2 separate regions of the Homo sapiens genome follow, and region 2 is linked to region 1. Evidence: chromatin loops called from intact Hi-C (ENCODE). Cell type or tissue: mammary epithelial cell. All regions are shown on one strand. Links, peaks and the distances in the headings refer to the core of each region. The heading gives the core; the rest is flanking DNA.

The links. Peaks named below come from ENCODE experiments on the same cell type or tissue, not always from the same donor. Only the 100,000 strongest peaks of a DNase experiment are listed, where the experiment ranks them.
Region 2: a loop joins it to region 1, with 4 times the contacts of the local background. A loop is called at or near these places in 2 of 110 quality-filtered maps.

Annotation. Positions count from the first base shown.
Region 1 is chr10:24,359,007-24,361,927 of GRCh38, forward strand. The region is part of intron 2 of KIAA1217; the gene reads left to right. Among named protein-coding and RNA genes, the nearest start is that of MIR603, 85 kb to the left of the region's middle. RefSeq lists enhancers at 1,503-1,582, 1,613-1,672. In mammary epithelial cell, for the core only: a CTCF peak has its summit at 1,709 (motif pointing left); a DNase peak (open chromatin) is centred at 1,685.
Region 2 is chr10:24,556,181-24,559,101 of GRCh38, forward strand. No RefSeq gene overlaps it. Among named protein-coding and RNA genes, the nearest start is that of ARHGAP21, 170 kb to the right of the region's middle. RefSeq lists a silencer at 2,441-2,888. In mammary epithelial cell, for the core only: a CTCF peak has its summit at 1,161 (motif pointing left); no DNase peak of the experiment used is centred there.

The DNA of each region.
Region 1 (2,921 bases), core at 234-2,733:
CTATAGTTAGCCAATGTGTTTGTTCATTCTAATACTTTCTTTCTTTCTTTTTTCTTTTCTTTTCTTTCTTTCTTTCTTTTTTTTTTTTTTTTTGTTTTTTTGAGATAGAGTCTCACTCTGTCACCCAGGCTGGAGTGCAGTGGTGCTATCTTGGCTCACTGCAACCTCCACCTCCTAAGCTCAAGTGATTCTCGTGCCTCAGCCTCCCAAGTAGCTGGGACTACAGGCGTGTGCCACAAAACCCAATTAATTTTTTGTGTGTTTTTTGTAAATACGGAGTCTCAGCATGTTGGCCAGGCTGGTCTCCAACTCCTGGCCTCAAGTGATCTGCCCGCCTCGGCCTCCCAAAGTGTCGGGATTACAGGCATGAGCCACCATGCCTGACTTAGCTTTCATTTGATGAGAATATTAATTATTTCAAATTGCTCATAAATCTGCATTACTGTATGTCAGATATTGGCTTTAGCATTTTTCTCAAGTTATTTCATACAACAAAGTATAATATAAACATCATTATTACTATGTCATGAATGAAGAAAGTGTACATGAAACATGCCTAAGGTAATATGCCCAAAGTCTCACAGATAGTAAGTGTTGAAAATGAAGCTTACGCCCAGTTCTTTCTCTTTCCAGAAATTATACTTTCAACCACTATCCTATATTCACTATAGGATTACTTTAGATTCTAAGATTCCTTAGGAAATTAGAAATTCTTAGAATTAGAAGCTGTTGGGATATCACCCTGAACTCTTTTTTGTTAAATGTTGCTGCTTTTTAGTTTATTTACCCTTGAAGGTCTTTGAGGCTTTATATTTTATTATTGTTATATCAACTATAATTCTTAGTGTGACTTATAAAGTCTCACAAGGCTACGTAATTTTATTCCATCTTTAAGTATTTTAAACAGTTAGAAAAGGAATTATATTACAATTAGATTTCTCAATTTAGTAGCTCTTTTTTTTTAACCCAAATAATCAGAAATTACTTTGCTCCCCCAGTTACTGACAGACTGTGTATCTTTAGGATATAATTACTTTTTTTTTTTTTTTTTTTTTTTTGAGACAGACTCTTACTCTGTCGCCCAGGCCGGAGTACAGTGGCACAATCTGGGATCACTGCAACCTCTACCTCCCGGGTTCAAGCGATTCTTGTGCCTCAGCTTCCCGAGTAGCTGGGATTACAGGCACACGCCACCATACCCGGCTAATTCTTTGTACTTTTAGTAGAGATGGGGTTTCACCATGTTGGCCAGGCTGGTCTTGAACTCCTGACCTCAAGTGATCCACCCACCTTTGCCTCCCAAAGTGCTGGGATCCTGTCACGCCCGGCCAAGATAGAATTACTTTCAAGACTATTTCCCAACGTTTGGTCTTGTTATATTCTTTAGTTTTGTGTCATGAGGCTACTAATTTTTTATTCCTCAGTGGTAACTTTATGAAATCTCTTAGACTTGCAGCAATCAAGCCTCTCCCTTCTATCGTGGGCTTTAACTATGCAAGCAGTCAGCCCATTACAGTTTTTTCACAGACTGGTTACATTCAGCCCGAGTTTGAACCAGGGCCATTTGGGGGCATTTGGAGAGGATGAAGATGGACCAAAAGCAATCAGTTGACCTGTGTCTTGTTTCCTCTTGAATTTGGGATTTCAGCTGCCTCCTTTGATTATGCTGGAGACTGTATCATACTCGCTAGGTTCAGGGCACCCCCTTGTGGTGCAACTCGAAACGTAATCAACGTGAGGAAACAGAATGATGGCCAAATGACGAGGAATGAAGAGGCCACGCATGTAGATATGATTTTATTGTTCTTCCCATTTTTAAAACTCTCAAATCAAATCTCCTGTTTTTCTCCTGTTGTTTCAAATTTATCAGTAGTTATTTCAATGCTAAGTGGTTTTTTTTTTTTGGAGGTAGAAACAAATCAGAAAAGCAAGCACAAATAATTTAATGCTACATCTCGGGAGTTTTTAAAAAAATTTTATTACAAAAGTAACCATGGATATTCTAGGAATGTTAGAAATAATAGACTAAGAGTAGGAGAATTATTTACAATCCCATGACCCACATAGAATACTTGTGTTAATATTTTGGTGTATATCCTTCTCCTATTTTTTTCTAGGCACATAGACTCAAAGGAAAGAAACCACATGCCACAAGCACATGCCATTTTTTTTTCTTATTTATGTTATTTTATTTTTTGAGACAGGGTCTAACACTGTCACCCCGGGCTGGAGTGTAGTGGCGCAATCACAGGTCACTGAAGCCTCAACCTACTCAGGCTCAGGTAATCCTCCCACCTCAGCCTCCCAAGTAGTTGGTACTGCAGGCAGACGCCACCATGCCTGGCGAATTTTTGTATTATTTGTAGAGATGAGGTTGCAACATGTTGCGCAGGCTGGCCTTGAGCTCCTAGGCTCAAGCGATCTTCCCACCTTGGCCTCCCAAAGTGCTGAATTTACAGGTGTGAGCCACAGTGCCCAGCCCATTGTTTTCTAATATGATTTTATCCACTTAATTATATGTGTGAACTTCTTTCCCTCCTGTTACATGATAGCTACTTCATCATTGCATGTGGTTGCCTGGTTTTGTTGGTTCCACTGTGTGTGGGCAAATACCATATCATGCAGGGCCTCCTTGTAGATAACTGTAGATTATTTTCTTGGGTTCTTTATTAGAAATAGAATGGCTGGGCCAGGGGCGATGGCTCACGCCTGTAATCCCAGCCCTTTGGGAGGCCGAGGCGGGAAGATCACGAGGTCAGGAGATCGAGACCATCCGGGCTAACATGGTGAAACCCCGTCTCTACTAAAAATACAAAAAATTAGCCAGGCGTGGTGGCGGGCGCCTGTAGTCCCAGCTACTCGGAAGGCTGAGGCAGGAGAATGGCGTGAACCAGGGAGGCGGAGCTTGCAGGTTCGGGCCA
Region 2 (2,921 bases), core at 117-2,616, 200 kb after region 1:
CAGGGCCCACTTCTGACATTGGGGATTACAATTCAACATGAGATTTGGGTGGGGACACAGAGCCAAACCATATCGGAGACCTAAGATTTCTTAGATCTGTAAGGAAGCCAGAATTTGTCTTTGACCTGTTTGGTCTCCTCCCTTGAGTGTTATCTCCTTTGTGGTTTTGAGCTCATCTGACCACACACACCAGGGTCTGAGTCTGGGGCCTCAGCCGCCTCCTTCCTCATATCCCTGGTGTCCTCTGGGCTGGAAAAGGAGGTCTCTACTCCTTTCTGAGAAGTGCTTTTTTTCACCTGACATCAACTCTAGGAAGCTAAGCCAAGAAGGCTTAGCTGAGCTGTTTGATTCTCAAACAGTTGGCTAACTTACTTGGAAATGGAGTCAGGGAAGAAGATGTTCAGGAATAACTAGATCATTGTACAGTGATTGCAGCTGCACATTCTTCAGTCTCACAAATGAATAGAATCCATTGCACAGCAGAAGTTGCCCTGCCAGGCCTAGCACACTTTCCCCCTCCTGCAAAAAGAATGTCCGCTCACTGAGTGACTCCAGAGAAAGGGGCCCTGACCTCTTCCTGCCCCTTCTGTCTAAAATCCCTCAAAGGAGACACTCCCAAGGTCAAGCGTGGCATCCCTGCCCCACGGAATCTGGCGTCTCCCTATCTTTCAGTGGGCGCCTCGCCCACCTACCCGCGGCTCCCTCTGGCCCAGCCACCCTGTTCTTTGGTCTGCTCCTCCTCAAGCCCCAGCCACAAGCTGCTTCCTGTGCCTGGAATGTTCACCCCACCACTTCCTCATCCTGATCTCAGCTCACACGCTGCTCACTCCAGGAAACCTGGATCTCACCCTCTATGAGTTCACCCTCCTTCACAGCACTTAGTGGAAACTAAAGCAGACAGTGGGGGTGAGTGGTGGTCAGTAAATTATCAAGTGCAGGAATCAATGTCTGTATTACACACAGAGGACCCCAAGGCAGGACCTGCCAAAAGTCAGGTAGGTTCATATTCTTCTGTGGGGTGCAGGCTGGGGGACGAGGTATGAGGGGCACGTAGTTCCTACTGTTCACACCATCCACATTTAACACTCTTTAAGACTTGAGATTGAAGACTCCTTTAAGAGGCTGCATCTCAGGAAAATACTGTTCACCTCCTGCCATCTGGTGGTCATCTGGAACTTGTGCACCTCGTTGAATTTCTCAACTTTATCTCAGTTTTTGCTGCAGCTGTATTATATAGTTTCAAATAGCTAGAAGGAGGATTTTTTTTTCCTGAGATGGAGTCTTGCTCTGTCGCCCAGGCTAGAGTGCGATGGCATGATCTCAGCTCACTGCAACCTATGCCGTCCGAGTTCAAGTGATTCTCCTGCCTCATCCTCCCGAATAGCTGGGATTACAGGCGCCCACCACCACGCCAGGCTAATTTTTGTATTTTTAGTAAAGAGGGTGTTTCACCATGTTGGCCAGGCTGGTCTGGAACTTCTGACCTCGTGATCCGCCCACCTCGGCCTCCCAAAGTGCTGGGACTACAGGCGTGAGCCACCGCGCCTGGCCAGAAGGAGGATATTGAACGTTCCTAACACAAACGAGAAATGTCGAAGATGATGGATATGTTAATCACCTGGATCTGATCATTATACCATATATATATATATATATATATGGTATACCATATACCATATATACACACATATATAATATGGTATACCATATATCATATATATACACACACATAGGGGTGGTTTATATATATATACATAGGGATGGTATACCATATACCATATATATACATATATATATATCAAACCATCCCTATGTACCCCTTGAGTATATATAATTATTTGCCAATTAAAAGTTTTTAAATGTAAATGTACCAGCCATATGCAGCTGTAGCCCCGAATGAAAACGTGAGGCAGTTGGCATTTGTCCTCAGCTTGGGGCTTCTTTTCAGAACTCCTCTGTGCCTTCCATCGTTTCTATCTTTGGGGGAAGTGATAAACTGAGATACCAGAAAACTGATGTTCCTTTCCAAGCATGTTAGGGCAATAGGAAGAGGGCAACAATTTAATCAAAGGATCAAGTGTCCGGTGGTGGAATGCCAAGTGTCAGAGGGCAGATCCAAAGTAGAATTTTCTGGGAATTCAAACTCCATGGGGCAGGAATGGGAATCCCCGGGAGGCGGTCTGCTGACCATGAGTTTGCTGTTCTTTCATTTCCACATTTTGGAATTTCTGGAGGAAGTCTTGCTGTCCACCGCAGGGCTGAAGGAGCTAGAAGCTGTAAGTGTGTGGATTAAAAAGTATGTGGATTAAAAAGCACTATTTGGGAGGCCAAGGCAGGAGGATCACTTGAGCACAGGAATACGAGGCCAGCCTGAACAACGTAGCGAGACATCGTCTCTATAAAAAAAAGAAAATGGTGGTGTGTGCCTGTAGTCCCAATTACTCAGGAGGCTGAGGCTGGAGGATCACTTGAGCCCAGAAAGTGGAGGCTGTGGTGAGCCCTGATCGCACCATTGCACACCAGCCTGGGCAACAGAGTGAGACCCTGTCTCTAAAGGAAAAAAATGTATGAACTGGGGAAGGTCCTTACTCAGGTAAGCTAACCAAAGCAATGGTTCAATTCAGAAAAGGTAGTTAGGAGTAGATGATGGTGTATTTTATCAAAATCTGAACAAACGTCGGCAGGCAGAACCTACTGGGCGTGTTCCATCTCTTAGCTTGCACGTTGTGTTTCTAGTTGAGCACCTATGACTGCATTAAATTCTGAGTAGCAGCTGCCGATGGTTCACTTGATAAAGGCTGTCATCAAAAGCCCCTGAGCCTCTTCCACCTGTGCAAAAGCTAAGCCATGTAGCCACTGTTCTATACTTGTGCAATTGCTATTTTGGACTCAGACAAATTTATATATATATCCCTGTCCCT